Regions from separate parts of the Homo sapiens genome. Here region 2 is linked to region 1. Evidence: read pairs that join two places in POLR2A ChIA-PET (ENCODE). Cell type or tissue: Panc1. All regions are shown on one strand.

Region 1 (8,000 bases):
CCAGATTCAAGTGATTCTTCTGCCTCAGCCTCCCGAGTAGCTAGGACTACAGGCGCCCGCCACCACGCCCGTCTAATTTTTCGTATTTTCAGTAGTGTTTCACCGCGTTAGCCAGGATGGTCTCAATCTCCTGACCTCGTGATCCGCCCAACTCTGCCTCCCAAAGTGCTGGGATTAAAGGCGTGAGCCACCACACCCTGCCTTTTTTTTTTTTTTTTGTAGTGATGAGGTCTTGCTATATTGCCCAGGCTGGCCGAATGGACTGCTTTGTAAGGTAGTAAGCTCCCCTTTAGTCAAAAAGAGGCTGGCCGGGCATGGTGGCTCACGCCTGTAATCCCAGCACTTTGGGAGGCCGAGGCGGGTGGATTACTTGAGGCCAGGAGTTCGAGACCAGCCTAACCAGCATAGTGAAACCCTGTCTCTATTAAAATTACAAAAATAATAAATAAATAAATAATTGCCAAGCGCGGTGGGTGATCCCAGCACTTTGGGAGGCTGAGGCGGACGGATCACGAGGTCAGGAGATCGAGACCATCCTAGCTAACACGGTGAAACCCCGTCTCTACTAAAAATACAAAAAAAAATTAACCGGGCATGGTGGCGGGCGCCTGTAGTCCCAGCCACTCGGGAGGCTGAGGGAGGAGAATGGCGTGAACCCAGGAGGCGGAGCTTGCAGTGAGCCGAGATCGAGCCACTGCACTCCAGCCTGGGCGACAGAGCGAGACTCCGTCTAAAATAATAATAATAATAATAATAAATAAATAGCCAGGTGTGGTGGCACGTGCCTGTAATCCCAGCTATTTGGGAGGCTGAGGCAGGAAAATCGCTTGAATCCGGGAGGCGGAGGTTGCAGTGAACCAAGATAGCGACACTGCACTCCAGCCTGGGTGACAGAGCAAGACTCTGCCTCAAAACAAAAATAAATAAATAAATAGCTGGATGGTCCTGTATGGTAGTGACCAGGGAATTTTCCCCAGCTCTCTCCCCATTCCGCATTCGTTCTCTATTTCCAAAAGCGCCTCCAGCTCCAGAGCAGATACCTCTATCAAAGAGCACCACCCTCTCCCTCTGGCGTCTGACTCTTCTCCAAACTGAGCCTTCTCCAAACTGAGCCAGGCCCAGCACTTGGCTGGAACCTGGCTTCTTCTCCAGGTCCGCATTTTCCAGAAACCTTCCCACTGCTTCACCTGCGTTCTTGGCCCTGTCTCTCTTATAAACCCATCCGCATGTAAGTTTCTCTTGGCCTCCTCAGGCGGAGAACAAGCTCTCGCAAGGCCCCGCCCTCCGGGGGACATCGCCCGTCCATTGCCCCGCCCTCTCAGGCTCCGCCCTAGCCTCAGATTCCGAGACATCCCCATCCCCGCCCTTTCCCTCAACCACCTCTTGACCGTCCCCAGGCCCGCCCCCCAGGGTCTCCCCCATTCCACTCATCTCAGATCCCGCCCACACCTCCCTTGGCCCCATGGGCCCCGCCCCTTTCAATTGCTGCGACCCGCCCACCCCGCCCTGCCTCCAGGTAGCCACCCTCTGGGGAGCCCGTCCCGGGGGCCTCCTCACCTATAGAGCGTCTTGCGCGGTGCGAGCTGGTCCTCACTCAGGCCCTGCGCGATGTAGTAATCGGCGACGAGGCCAAGGATGCGGCCCCAGAAGAGAACCCGATCATAGCGGTAGTCGCGCTTAACCAGCATAAGAGACGTGAGCAGCGAGGCCCGACGGTCCGGGCTGAGGCCCTGCCCACTGCCGGACGCCAGCTCCAGAGACAGCAGGAGGCTGTCGGCGTCCATCAGGTCAGCGGCTCCGCTCAACGCCCGTCGAGTTGCTAGGAGAAGCCGCCTCCATGGAGACCTGAAGCTCCGCCCTTCCGCCTAGCTGGACGCTAGGTTCCACCCACCCCACCGCCTACCGCCCAGACCTCCTCCCCACGGAGGCCTAGGCATCAGCCCCCTCCCTCATCCTTTCCAGAGTTTGGGACGGGATGTCTTCAGTTGCCACGGCCACAGTATGGCTTCCCCTACAGTTAGGCTACAGTTGGGGTTGTAAGTCCAAACCCAGCCTTTTTCCATAGATATTTGGCCTTCCCTGAGCCCTTTCACATAGTCGACATTTAGAGTCTTTACTGTATATGGACCTGGGGTCTGGAAAGAAAACAATACAAAACCCCAACACTGACACTAACTGTACTATTTCACCCCAGTCATGTCACTTCTTGACCTCAGAATGATCTGTGAAGAATTTGAGATTCCTCCTGGCTCTAATTAAGATTCTGTCAACCCGACTACCTCCACCCGCACCCCACCCCAAGCCAGGTCTTACAGAATGAGGTCCATCCATTCTCTTCCATCTTCACCAGCTGTCTTCTTTATCTACCCTTTCCATAGAAATATTCTAAGTGACAAATGAAAATCTAGGCAATGGGGGCAAGGTATAGGGTAACACCTTGGGAAAGGAGGGTGAGGAGAGAGATACAAAAAGGGGGACTTTTATAGACTACACTTTCTCATCAACTACCACCTTTCTCATCAACTACCAACTACCACCAACTGTTGTTTTTAGATCCAAATGGTAGCAAGAGATGAAAGGCCAGAACCTCACTGCAACTGGAGCTTCACTCCCTGGGCTAGATCACTTCTCCACATTCACTTCTTGAGTCCCCAGCCAAGGACAAACAAACAGGTTCCTCAGCAAGCTTGTTGCCACAGGAGATGGGCTTTATCGTTAATGTTGCTAGTTGATATTTTCATTTCTGGATTCCTTTGAAGAGCACTCAGGAAATCAGAATGACCTGGGCCCCAGCTGATAAATAAGTGTGTAAATAACCCAGATAATTACTTTTTTGATTGTCTGGGCATTGTTGGTTTTCGGGGGTTGAGACAGGGTCTCACTTTGTCACCCAGGCTGGAGTGTAGTGGTGTGTGATCTCAGCTCACTGCAGCCTCAACCTCCTGGGCTCAAGTGATCTTCCCACCTCAGCCCCCCAGGTAGCTGGGACTACAGGTGTGTGCCACCACACCCAATATTTTTTGTATTTTTAGTAGAGACGGGGTTTTGCCATGTTGGCCAGGCTGGTGTTGAACTCCGAGCTCAAGTGATCCACTCACCTGAGCCTCCCAAAGTGCTGGGATTACAGGTGTGAACCACCACGCCCAGGCTTAGGCATTGTTTAGGAAGGCATTGTTATGAGATCAGCCTGACCAACATGGTGAAACCCTGTCTCTACTAAAAATACAAAACAGCCGGGCTTGGTGGCCCACAGCTGTAATCCCAGCTACTCGGGAGGCTGGGGCAGGAGAATGGCTTGAACCTGGGAGGCAGAGATTGCAGTGAGCCAAGATCATGCTACCGCACTGCAGCCTGGGCAACAGAGCGAGCCTGTCTCAAAAAATACAACTAACTAACTAAATAAATAAATAAAATTAGTATTTGAGGGAGTTGATTTGGCTTAATGTGTTATCTCAAAACAATTTATGGCTCTCTTGTTCACAACCACCCCCACTCCCTTTAGGCAGACCTCTCAGCCTTTCCTTTCCCTGAGCGGGAGATACGGCTCAATCTCTCTTCTATAATAGCATTAAACAGAAAAACAGTCAAAATTCTGGCTGGCAGTAAGGGAGGAGACCACCCCTCATATTGTCTTATGCCAATTTCTGCCTACAAAGAAGTAAAAACTAAAAGGCAGAAATGAAATCCACGGGCAGACAGCCCAGCACCGCGCCCCGGGCCTGGTAGTTAAAGATCGACCCCTGACCTAATCGGTTATCTATAGATTACAGACATTGTATAGAAAAGCACTGTGAAAATCCCTATCCTGTTTTGTTCCGATCTAATTACTGGTGCATGCAGCCCCCCGTCACGTACCCGCTGCTTGCTCAATCAATCACGACTCTGTCACGCGCACCCCCTTAGAGTTGTGAGCCCTTAAAAGGGACAGGAATTGCTCACTCGGGGAGCTCAGCTCTTGAGACAGGAGTCTTACCGACACTCCCGGCCGAATAAACTGCTTCCTTCTGTAACTCGGTGTCTGAGGGGTTTTGTCTGCAGCTTGTCCTGCTACAGCAGAATATGCTTCAAGTGGTCATAGCACAGAAAAGAGCCCAGGCATTTTGCTTTCACTGATTTCATACTTAGCACCTATTGCAGGCTCCATGGCAGACACCAGAATCTGAAGCCAGAGAGGAGAATCTTACAGCTTCCTGATGCTAATACCTTTGGCAAGGCAAATCCTGGCTAAATATTTCAGAGTAAAACCACATAGGATGTGCAGTAATGTAGGCGAATCCAAGTTTCACCACTTAGGCAAGCTGCTCAATTTCCCCTGGCCTCATCTATAAAATGGGGACAATAATTCATGCACTGCAAAGTTGTTAGGGTTAGATAATGTAAGTGCTTAAAACAGTACATATACTTTAAAAATAGTATATTTTAGGTGTACGTATATGTATCTTATTCTATGTACATATGTGTACGTATGTACCTTTTTTTTTTTTTTTTGAGATGGAGTCTCTCTGTAACCCAGGCTGGAGTGCAGTGGCACCATCTCAGCTCACCGTAACCTCCGCCTCCCGGGTTCAAGTGATTCTCCTGCCTCAGCCTCCCAAGTAGCTGGGATTACAAGCGCCCACAACCACGCCTGGCTAATTGTTTTTCTTTTTTCTTTTTTTTTTTTTGAGACCGGGTCTCACTCTGTTGCCCAGGCTGGAGTGCAGTGGCGTGATCTCGGTTCACTGCAACCTCTGCCTCCCGGGTTCAAGCAATTCTCCTGCCCCAGCCTCCCCAAGTAGCTGGATTACAGGCACTCGCCACTAAGCCCAGCTAATTTTTGTATATTTAGTAGAGACAGGGTTTCACCATGTTGGTCAGGCTGGTCTTGAACTCCTGAACTTGTGATCCACCCATCTCAGCCTCCCAAAGTGCTGGGATGCCAGGCATGAGCTACCATGCCCAGCCTTTTTTTGTGTATTTTTAGTAGAGATGGGGTTTCACCATGTTGGCCAGCTGGTCTCCCTCCTGACCTCAGGCGATCTGCCCACCTTGGCCTCCCAAAGTGCTGGGATTATAGGCATGAGTCACCCACCTGGACTATACATACCATTTATATATTATACATACACACACATATACCTATCCCGAACATCAGCAAGGTGTGGATTCTGTCTTCAACTTGCTTCCAAAAACTGAGGTGTTTGGCCAGGCACAGAGGCTCCTCCCCTCTCACTATTCAGCACACACCTGCTCACAGTTTACTACAAACCAAGCACCTAGCCAGACTATTTCCCAAAATCACTGCTCTCATTCAATGGCCTGCTAAGCTAAGTTCCTTACCACAATCTTCCCACATAAAGGTGACCTCTGCTTTGGGGGATACAGAATTTAAGCATCACAAAAATCTGTATGGGATAAGAAAAGCACGTTGGCTAAAAGATAGCTAATGAGGACTCTAGTCCTAACTCTGCTATCAAACTACATATGCACTTGGCCAAGTCACTTAATTTCCTAGACTAGCCTGGGGCTGAACAAGAGAAAAAATCATTAGTAAAAAAATCCTAAGGCCAGGCACGGTGGCCCACACCTGTAATCCCAGCACTTTGGGAGGCCAAGACAGGTGGATCACTTGAGGGCAGGAGTTCGAGACCAGCCTGGCCAACATGGTGAAACTCCATCTCTACTAAAAATACAAAAATTAGCTGGGCGTGGTGGTGCACACCTGCAATCTCAGCTACTCGAGAGGCTAAGACAGGAGAATTCCTTGAACCTGGGAGGTGGAGGTTGCAGCGACCAAGATTGTGCCACTGTACTCCAGCCTGGGCGATACAGCGAGACTCCATCTCAAAAAAGAAAAAAGAAAAAAAAAAAAAATTCGAGAAGCCCTGAAGCAGAAGAGGCCAAGGAGAAAGACAAAATAGCCTAAAACCTGACAAGTTAAGTCAAAACAATTTCAGGAAAATATAATAAGAATCTATTTATTTTATATTTAAGTTCATAAGTCACATCCACATTATGTTCCTGGTAAAAATTCTGAAAGGACACAGCAAAGAGCAGAAAGGGACACCTCCATAGAGTGTCTATGGACCCATTTTTGCTTTCCAACTCCTAATAGAAATGCCTGACCCAGCACCCTCTGGGAAAATCAACCTTTGATTCAAAGAGATGTTGTTCAGCAATGATTACAGTCACAGTCACAGCCACATGCCATCAGCCTATCAGGAAATCTGAGGGGAGGCAGACAACCAGAAGGAGAGTTGCTTCCTCTCTCACCAGGAAGCAACTCTAGCTCCAAACCAGATGGGTGATTCAGCGCCACATGGAGAAAGATAATTCAGCCATTGTGTTTTTAGGATTAAGAAGCACTCATTCACTCGCGGAAGCCTTTAAATGTCACTGGTGCCTGGAACCAAATGTAGTCTTCCCAAGCCGTGGTTCGGATGGAAGGTCTGCCACATGACAGGGTCACAGTCAGTTTATGGCCCCGGCTGGGCACTCGATAGTTGAGCTTGGGTCGAAACCAATCTTCTCCACAGTTGCGGTGTCCCTGTGCCATGACGACGGTGCCCATGAGTGGAGGAGCCTGAAGCTCGCTAAAGGCATCAGCCATGAATATGGCTCGGAAGAGACGGCGCAAACAAGCTGCTGTGCTCAGGCTCTGGTCCACGCTGTAGGGGGCCAGCAGAGACAAGTCGAGTTCATAGAACTCCTTGGGGCTTAGGGCATTGCCCCCAAGGAGAATCAGCACTCGCGGTACTAGTGTCCGTGCAAAGAAGTCCTCCAGGTGGCTGAGGACACTCTCCAGTTCTGCCAGGGCTTGTTGGCATTTCCTGCTGCTCACCTCAGTGGTGGCCCGAGGTTTCTTCTTCAGCATCTCCTCTGCCTGTGAGGACAAAGAATGGTGGGAGAGAAGAACAAGGCAGGGGGAAGCTAATGCTCTTTGAAAAGAACCCTGCTGGGATGTGTACATAGACTTACAGGACTTAATTTCTAGCTCAATGAACCGCCACAGCCAAAACACTGTGTTTTATCAGAGGGTATTATACTGAAAAGGAAAATATATTATTTGTACAAAACCATAATTCTCCCACATTTAGAACAGCAAACACAGTGTTCTGAAGGTGGAGGATATCCAGATATAAGCAACTAAAATAGAAATTTGGTGACATGACAAAGTGACAACAAATTTTTGCTGTATGGGGAGTGATAACAGGAATGAGGATTATTTGGTCTAATAAACATGACTTTGAACTTGTTCTTCCACTTAAACATAGTAAACTGAACACATGCTTATTTGCACTTCCACCTGAAATATTACAAAATGAGAGAAAAGAAATTAAGAAACAAATGAAGGAAAGAAGAGGAAAGACTGACAAAGAAAACTCCCAAGAGGAAAGAACTGGAAACTACACAACACTAGCCAAATGCAAACACAGAAGTTTTGGAAGATAGAAGATGAAGAGTTGGCTGGGCGCAGTGGCTTACGCCTGTAATCCCAGCACTTTGAGAGGCCGAGGCGGGCGGATCACAAGGTCAGGAGATCAAGACCATCCTGGCTAACATGGCGAAACCCTGTCTCTACTAAAAATACAAAAAATTAGCCGAGTGTGGTGGTGGATGCCTGTAGTCCCAGCTACTAGGGAGGCTGAGGCAGGAGAATAGCCTGAACCCAGGAGGCAGAGCTTGCAGTGAGCTGAGATCACGCCACTGCACTCTAGCCTGGGTGACAGAGCGAGACTCTGTCTCAAAAAAAAAAAAAGAAAGAAGATGAAGAGTTAAGAGTTCAAGAGAGCTGAATACCAAGTGCTGACAGAAGGGACCCCCAAGGGATGCAAACTGATCCACACAGCAGAACCCCAGAAAGGTTTAGGAAGTGGTGATACAGGCACCACAGAGGCAAGAGTGAATATAGGGGAAATGAATGAAAATCTGTGTGAAGATGCTTAGATCATCTGCCAAATTTCTCCCCCATCCAGAGGGAAGACTTTCCAATCCCCACAAAGAGATCACCAGGTTCCCAC
Region 2 (8,000 bases), 240 kb before region 1:
TGGGAACTGTGGGACTTAGGGCCTGAAACTTGGCCTCTCTGAGCTTGAGTCCTCACATGTGAAAAGAAGACCCCTGAGCAGCAGCCTCACAGACTTGTTGAGAGCTTTCAATAAGATGGTTCCTATTAAGGGACCACCTGAAACATGGTGATGACTCAATGCATGGTAGGGGATAACATGTTATTTTTGTTATCCTTAGCACAGTGTCCCCTCCAGAATCACCTCCAAGGGGTGACCTTTCTGCCTCTGCTTGAATTCCCTGGACCATGGGAAGCTCTCCAGGGAGGTCTATGCTTTTTGCAGAAGCCAGTTGTGTGGGGCCTGCAATTTTCTCCAATGTTTTCTCTTATGCCCAGGCAGGAAGTCCCCAAGGGGAACACTAAGGGGCCATAACTAGGGCTTGCTACTTACTCAGGCAGCTGCCGCCAGGCCATGGGTCTCTACTTATGGCCCTGGTCAGAGGCTGACACTGGATCATGGTGACCCAGGGCTCACCTAGAGCAGTACTTCCTCTGCACAGCAGGGTGGATGGCAGAGCCACTCATGGGGGCAGGGAAGAGATGGCAGGTGCAGGGTATCTAGGAAGGGTGAGCTGGGGTGTATGTAGGTGTCATATTTTCACAGCTTCTCTCTCTTTCCTGATGCTAGCATCCTTGGGCAGATCCAGGGAAGTCTGTGCTGGCTGGAGCTGACACTTATTTACCTCTGTGCTTCAGGCAGCCTGAGAAAGCTGGCTCTTCTCACTGGTCCCTTAAATCACAGATAGAGTCACTGTCTGTCTTAGTCAGTTTGTGCTGCTATAACAGATTCCTGAGACTGGGTAATTTATAAAGAAGAATAATTTATTAGCTCACGGTTCTGGAGGCTGGAAGTCCAAGAGTATGGCACTGGCATCTGGCGAGGGCCTTCTTACTACATCATCCCATGGCAAAAGGAAGAAGGGCAAGAGAGGGCAAAAGCAAGAGAAAGCAAAAGGGAGCTGAACTTGCTTTTATAATAAGCCCACTCCCACAATAAGGGACCCACTCCCACAGTAACAACATTAACCCTTTCATGAGGTGGAGCCCTCATGACCTAAGCATCTTCCATTAGCCCCCGCCTCCCAGCACTGTTGCATTAGGGATTAGGTTTGCCATACATGAACCTTGGGGGAACACATTCAAGCCACAGCACTGTCCTATGCAAATATACAAGGCTTTGGGCCTGGCTGGGCCTTCCAGACCCCACAGTGATCCTGGCCGTGGACTGGGAGACGCCTGTGGCTAGAGGAGGAGAGCCTATGACTACCAAGTACCTGCCATGTACCAGGCACGGGGCAGGGGCTTTGCTCATTCATTCCTCTCAGTAGCTTTCTATGGGGAATACTATTGGTATTGCCCCCAGATCTCTCTATCATCCTGGGTACACTCTCTCACCTTCTGTGGCTTCCCCTTCTATTCATTCTTCCTTGGGTAATTGCCCTCAGGCTATAGGAGTTGCTTTGCCTGCAGATCTGGAAGTACTTGGAAGTTATATCCTCCAAAGTGACCCTTAGCCAATGACAGGAGTGCAGGAGCGTAAGGTCTCAGCTCCCTTGCTTGGGATGGAGACATCCCTGAGGTATTATAACTAATACTCTGGAGTCCTCCCCCAGAACCAGGCTGGAGCTATCAACTTCACTTGAAATCAGACCCTTTTTGTTGTTTTCCTTTCCCATCTTGCTTCCCCCAATCCCTCTCCAGTTTCCCTGGGAAACTCACAAATCACTTAGCTATGAGTCCTCATCTGACAGTCTGCCTCTGGAGAACTCAACCTAAGGCACCTTCTGAAGTGATAGTACTAGAAGCAGTGGTAGCAGTAGTAATAATAATAATAGTGAGTATTTATTGGGTACCTACTACGTGCAAAATAATGTCAAGTGTTTTACGGTATTAGCTTACTTAATCCTCACAACAACCCAATGAAGTAGTTACTCCCTTTATCCCCACTTCATGGATGAAGAAACTGAGGTACAGGGAGTATAAGTCAGTTGCCATAGAGATACTATTGTTATCCTCAGATAAGAGGCAGAGTCAGGATTCTCACTTGATATCCCCTCTGAAAAGGCAAGAGTAACACACACACACACACACACGTATACACCCATACATGTATACATACATGTGTATACACCCATACATGTATACACACATGTGCACACACACATACATGTATACATACATGTGTATACACACATGTGTACACATACATATTTTGATGATGTGGTTCGCAGGGTTCATGGGCTAAGCCACAGCAGACACCGTGCCTGGCATCAGGAAGGCATTTCAAGAGTGTCCCATGAAATGGCCTGGCTGCAGACTCAAGGCAGGCCACCCCACCAACCCATGGTTTGTTTGTCCTTATGAGTTCATCAAGTTAAGGTCAATCTCAGGGATGTTTCTTGTCCAATCTCAAATGTCTTACTCTCTCAAATTCAAGGGTACTGGGCACAGGGTGGCCCAGTAGGGCAGCCCTTGGGTTTCCAGGTCCTCAGCCATTACTTGGCACATTCCTCACTCGTAAAAAGTCTGCTGAATAAATACATGAATTAGTTCAGGCCTAAAGGTGGGGCTACAAACTAATCCGACTCCACCAAACCAGATTTTTTGGTGGAGAAAGCCAAATGTGCACATCCATATGCACATCACATTGAATCAACAAAAAATACTGTTGCCAGTAACTTCTGAACAAACAAAACCATAATCAAACCCAGAACCGTGATTGAGCGCTAGGGCTCCCACCCCAGGCCACTCACTTTGCCAGATGCCACAGGGACCTCCAGACATACAGGATAGAAACCCTGACCTCTAGCAATGTAGTCTACCTGTGCCAGGGTCTGGAGGAGGCCAGGGGAGCATCCTGGCCATCAGGACCCCAGGAGAAGAAGTGTCCGGCGAAGGTAGGCTACATTTTAAGTTCTCAGCTGAACAGCCCAGTGCTCTGCGTGAGCCAGCTCTGCTCCACTCCCGACCCCCTTCCACCTCTCCCTGGTCCCTGCCCCAACTCAGCTGGTCACTGTGGGTCACAGAGGCTCCCAAGGAGATCTTCTGTCACTTCAGACACCCTAGTCCTGAGGCCTTTCAGTGCCAGAATCAGGAAGGAGGCAGACCCAGCCAAGCCCATCAGGCAGAGTCAGTGGCAGCACGTCAGGATCCCCGCAGCTGCCTCCCGCCGTCTCCCAAAGGGCCTTCCCCTGTGCATGCCTGCGGCCCTCCTTGTCTAGTGGAGGATGTCAATGTCCCCTTTGTCACAAGCCCCTTTCAGAAGGGAAGCTATTCAGCCAGAGCAGCAAACTTTGGGACGATTCATTACCAGGCCAGGCAGCAGCCGGCTGGCTGACTCCCTCCCCTCCCTTGCCCCATCCTCCCCTGGGGCTGGGGTGTGTGTAGGGGTGGCAAGTGAGGAGCCAGCCTGGGTGGGAGCCAGGAGCTACATCCCAAAAGGAGCCAAGAGAAGCCTCCACACCTCCTCTCAGAGCTTCCTACAGGGATGAGAAGCAAGCAGGGCAGGACTGACGGGGCTTCGCAGCTTCCAGTGGTGTTCCTGCCATGCAACGTCCCCTGGGAAGTGTGCCAGCCAAGGCCATGGGCAGAGATCCTGGGTGAGGCCTGCTGTTCAGAGATGGGCAGATCATTTCCTCAGAGCTGCAGATGCCTGGAAGGATCTTGCTCCCCATCACTCTGATCCCGGCTGCCAGAGCAGCTGGTGGAGACCAGCAGCCCTGTGCCCAGCACAGTGCCAGGCACAAAACAGACCATCTACAGATGCCACTGAATAACAGGCCAGATGGCCTCTCCCCACTTAGGACACTGGCCCCAAGGAGAGTAACTGGGGCCAGGGCCTCCAGGACTGGAGGAATCTGTGCTCCCAGTTCCAGCCTGAAGCAGCCCCTCGCACGCCTCATAGTATGGCCCTCACTGAGCCCCTGCACCCCACTGGCCCCAGCCTGCACTTCTCTCTCTCCTTCTCCTCACTCTTTTCTCCCTCTTATTCCCTATTTCTTTTGCCTCTTCTCCCTTCTATTCAGTCAACACATATTTTCTGTACTGTACACTGTGCTGGGTCCTGGGAGCACAGAAGCAATAAGACACAGCCTCTGCCCCCAGGCAGGCGAGTGGCATGCAGTCACCGCAGGCCGAATAGTCCCAGTGGAGGTGTGTGCCGGGAGTCCGGAGTCCCCGTCCTGCCTGGGGAGGGAAGAAGGCTCCCTGGAGGAGGGGCTGTTGAGATGAGTTTTGAAAAATGTATGGGGGTTACCAAATGAGAAGGGGAGGGTGTGGGGGGCATTGTCACTAGAGGGAGCAGCACGTACAAAGGCCCAAGACAAGTCAGAGCAGGACACAAGGCAGGGTGGGGGTGAGGGAGGCTCCAGCCTGGGGTCCAGTATAGCTGAAGTAGGGTTACACTGGGGTCCTTTTCACCTCCACTCACCCTCCACACCCCCCCACCCCCCGCACCCATGACCCACTTTTCTCTCCCTTTGCCCTGAATTGCAGCAGAATAGCCACTGGTCAGGCACGATAAGAGAAGACGGGATCGATCGGGTGGCTGGAGTCGGTGCCTGGCTCCACCCCCTGCAGGGGGTGCTGCAAGTTCCTCTGCCCAGCATCTCCCCCTCCCCAGCAGCATCTGGTGGAACAGCCCAGTCCCCTATGTCTGTGGTTCTGGCAGGACTGTCAACTGCTGTGTCCCAGCTCCTGGCCATGGGGGTAGGCCTGGGATCAGAGATGGCCAGTCACAGCCTCCCGTCCCCTTGGTCAGAAAGATGGCCCCAGGATGGGCTCGTGATCCCAGACCTGCTGATCACAGTCCTTCTCTGGGTTTTCTATATGACCACTAGGGAAGAAAGTGGCTCTGTGAACATCAGTAAAGGATAGTAATAGGGTTATAGTGAAAATAAGTGAGATATGACACATGCGATGTAAAGTGTTTCATTTAATACCTCCTCCCAATAGTAAGTGCTCAATTAACATTACCTTTTGTTTCTATTTTCTTTCCCTTCCTGACCACAGAGAAAAGTGCTGCAGAAGTGGTTCTGTACGCTCAGGCACACCCCGCACACCCCAGAGAGCCCAGGCTAGTCCAGGCCTCTTCTGGTACATGGGGGACACAAAGCCTGAAAAGGGGCGGCGACTTGTTCCCTAAGTCTCCTGACTCCTGGGCTGGTACTCACAGTGATAGGTGCTGCACAGTGGTAGGTGGTATTCCATACCCTGGGACTTTTTCCGGTGTCAACTTCAATGCGGAGGACGCTTGAGCCCTCAGCCAACTGAGGCTTTGTCGTGGCCAAGCTAGGACAGCTTGGCCTGAAAAACACAGTAAAGCCTTGGCTCCCAGCCATTCCACCTGCATGGACAGTGGCTGAGCAAGGACCCCCTCGGCGCCTCCACCACTCAGCCCTCCTCCGCAGGCCTCTCCCTACCCCTCTCCCCCCACGTGGCTTCTCAGGCTCCTCCTGTGTTCCTGCTCTGCCACAGCTGGGCACAGGAGCCACCACAGACTGCCACGGGCCACACCAGGCCTCTGGGGTCAATCTGCCCAAACCACCGCATGTTTCAGAGTAACCTCTGCTGTTCCCGTGGGAGTGGGACAACCAGGAAAAGGCCTCAAAAACCAACCTGGAAGGTTTTTCAAACAAAAGAGTGTGATTTCCTTCAAGGGAGGGGAGGAAAAAGGGAAAAAAAAGTATCCCCCACAGCCCTCCTTGGCTCCAACGGCCTCAGTCGCTGTCTTGGGTGCATTTAGTGGTTTGGCAACTGTGGGCGTATTTTAAAATCTGCTGTCCAGGCAGAGAGACAAAGGAGGCTGGGATGGGGCCAGGGGAGACCTCAGAGGACAGGGGTATTCATCTTGTTAAAAATAACCCACCCTGGTGCTATTTCTATTGAGCTTGGCAAACAGAGCTGTGTGATTTTCCCTTTTTTCGGCCATGCTTTGCTTGAACCATCTGATAAAAATAGTAGATAACAAGCTCAAAAAAAACCTGGGCTATTTTTACATGTAAGCCCCACTTGGAGTGAGCCCGGAGTGGGGTGGCCGGGGAACAGGGAGGTGGCCAAGAAGTGGGGAAGCCTTGGGTAGTTGGGTGGGGGCAGGCCTGGGACCACAGAGGACCAGGGAAGGGAGGAGACCAGGAAAGGGAGGTGATGCCTTCGCCTGTGTCCACAGCTCAGGGTCAACAAACAGGAGCCAGTCTCTCCTGACCCATCGTGGATCTCCCGGTTTCCCAGGCCCTGCTGGCCCCTGCCCCGACCTTCAGTGCTGTTCCCACCACCCTCCCCAGCGCCTGCTTACCCGAAGGCTCCATGGGAGGCTGGGCCTCATAGGAAGCAAGCACTGGGCATACTTCAGGGCTGGGTTAGCAGCGCCAGATGCTACAGACAGGGAGAAGAATCTTCAGGGGGATACCTGGGACCCCAGGAATGCAGGGGGGCAGGCACTGGAAAGATGGGGGGGGATCGGCTGCCCCAGCCAGACAACTGGCCATCCAGGTGGCATCAGCCAGTACATGGTTTCCTGCAGCTGGACCATAACTCTGAGTGTGGAGGCCACACACTCAGCCCTTGAAGGAGACCCACTTCGCTGTGTGGGTGAGCGGTGGCTGTGCACGCACCTGTCCAGTAGTGCACCCCCTGAAGGTAGCAGCCTTGGGCAACTCATGGCTGGTTCCCACCATGCCTGTCATCGATCCATGACAGAATCACTGCTTAGGGCAGGGGGACCTACTGAATGAACACATAGCAGCATGGGGGGCAGAGGTGGGAGCCGTAGGCAGGGGCTGCTCATACCAGGAGAGGTGCCTGGACAGAGGGGGTGGCTGGCCCTCAGAAGTGGGGCTGGGAGACCAAAATCGGGGCAGCCTTCATGGCCAGAAGGCACAGGCCTCCTTCCCTTTGAGCTAGAGATCAGGCCGGCACCCAGCTCACACACCAACCTCTGCTGGAGCTCTGTGAGGTCTGGCCGGGGCCTACAGGACTACTGCGTGAAATTTTCACAACTTAAGCCCTTGGGCTCATGAGTCTGGGGATTTCCTATGGGCAGAAATTGAGCTTTCCCCATCAGACTCCCTAAGGGCAGGGTGGGTCTCCCCACAGCCATCCCCTTCCCCATACCCACAGGTACAGCCAGTCTGGAAGTGGAAGCCCAGCACAGACACCCTGGGAACATCTGGGACTCACCTCACTCTCCCATCTTGGCTTGTGCCACCACGTGACCTCATCCTGCTCAAGGCAGATTCCACGGTGGGGAACTTAGAAAGGCATGTTCTCATTCCCCACAGCAACCTTGACAGGTTGGTAGGGCAACCCATTACCAGGTAAAAGATGGTGAAACTGATCCAGGGATGGAAGCCACACAGCATGCAAGAGGCACCTCCCCCAGGCTGGCCACGGGCTCCCTGCAGCCTAGCCAGCCTAGAGACATGCCCAGCTCCTCTCTAACTCCTGTGGCCCTCAGCTGGTCACAGCCCTCAGGCCTCTCCTAGGCAACCAAGCAGACATAAATGCACTAAGGAATGAGCTCCCCAAGGCCACCAAGAGGTGTCTGGAGCATTTGGAGCACTTGCTTGTCAGAGCACTGGACAGGGAGTCAAGACTCCTAGGCAGGCTTTGCAGCAACTCATTGTGCGACCTATGGAAAGTCATTTCCTCTCTCTCTCTCTCTCTCTGGCTCTCACTTTCCCTAGCAAATGCTCCTTGTGGGAGAAACATTTTTAACCCCAGGACCTGGCTCACAACAGGCCTCAGTATTTCAACTAAATAGATGGAAGAGTGAGTCAATGCGGGGATGCAGCAGGGCTGGACCAAGCCCCTTCTGGGCCTATCACTTAAAAGCTTCTAGGCTGATGTCCCCCAGGAAAGGCACATGTTCCCAGTTGCCCCAGAGCCATCCCTTGTCTCTAGAATAGCCATGGCCTGTCCACAGCCAGGAGGGCCAGTCCTGCAGGCACTGCAGCCACCAGCACCTGCCTGAGACTAGGGTTT

Evidence for each region. Peaks named below come from ENCODE experiments on the same cell type or tissue, not always from the same donor. Only the 100,000 strongest peaks of a DNase experiment are listed, where the experiment ranks them.
Region 2: POLR2A ChIA-PET joins it to region 1 with 11 read pairs; 2 of 35 experiments call an interaction of 5 or more read pairs at or near these places.

Annotation. Positions count from the first base shown.
Region 1 is chr6:43,638,883-43,646,882 of GRCh38, reverse strand. It overlaps MAD2L1BP (MAD2L1 binding protein), which reads right to left. Exons shown (of 3, transcript NM_014628.3): 3 at 5,942-6,862. The coding sequence ends at 6,350. It overlaps RSPH9 (radial spoke head component 9), which reads right to left and starts at 1,847. Exons shown (of 5, transcript NM_152732.5): 1 at 1,558-1,847. The coding sequence starts at 1,784. RefSeq lists a silencer at 2,240-2,428. In Panc1, no CTCF peak of the experiment used is centred here; no DNase peak of the experiment used is centred here; H3K4me3 peaks cover 1,211 bases.
Region 2 is chr6:43,874,608-43,882,607 of GRCh38, reverse strand. All of the region lies in intron 2 of LOC105375070 (a long non-coding RNA gene), which reads right to left. Among named protein-coding and RNA genes, the nearest start is that of LINC01512, 12 kb to the left of the region's middle. RefSeq lists enhancers at 4,127-4,634, 4,635-5,142. In Panc1, no CTCF peak of the experiment used is centred here; no DNase peak of the experiment used is centred here.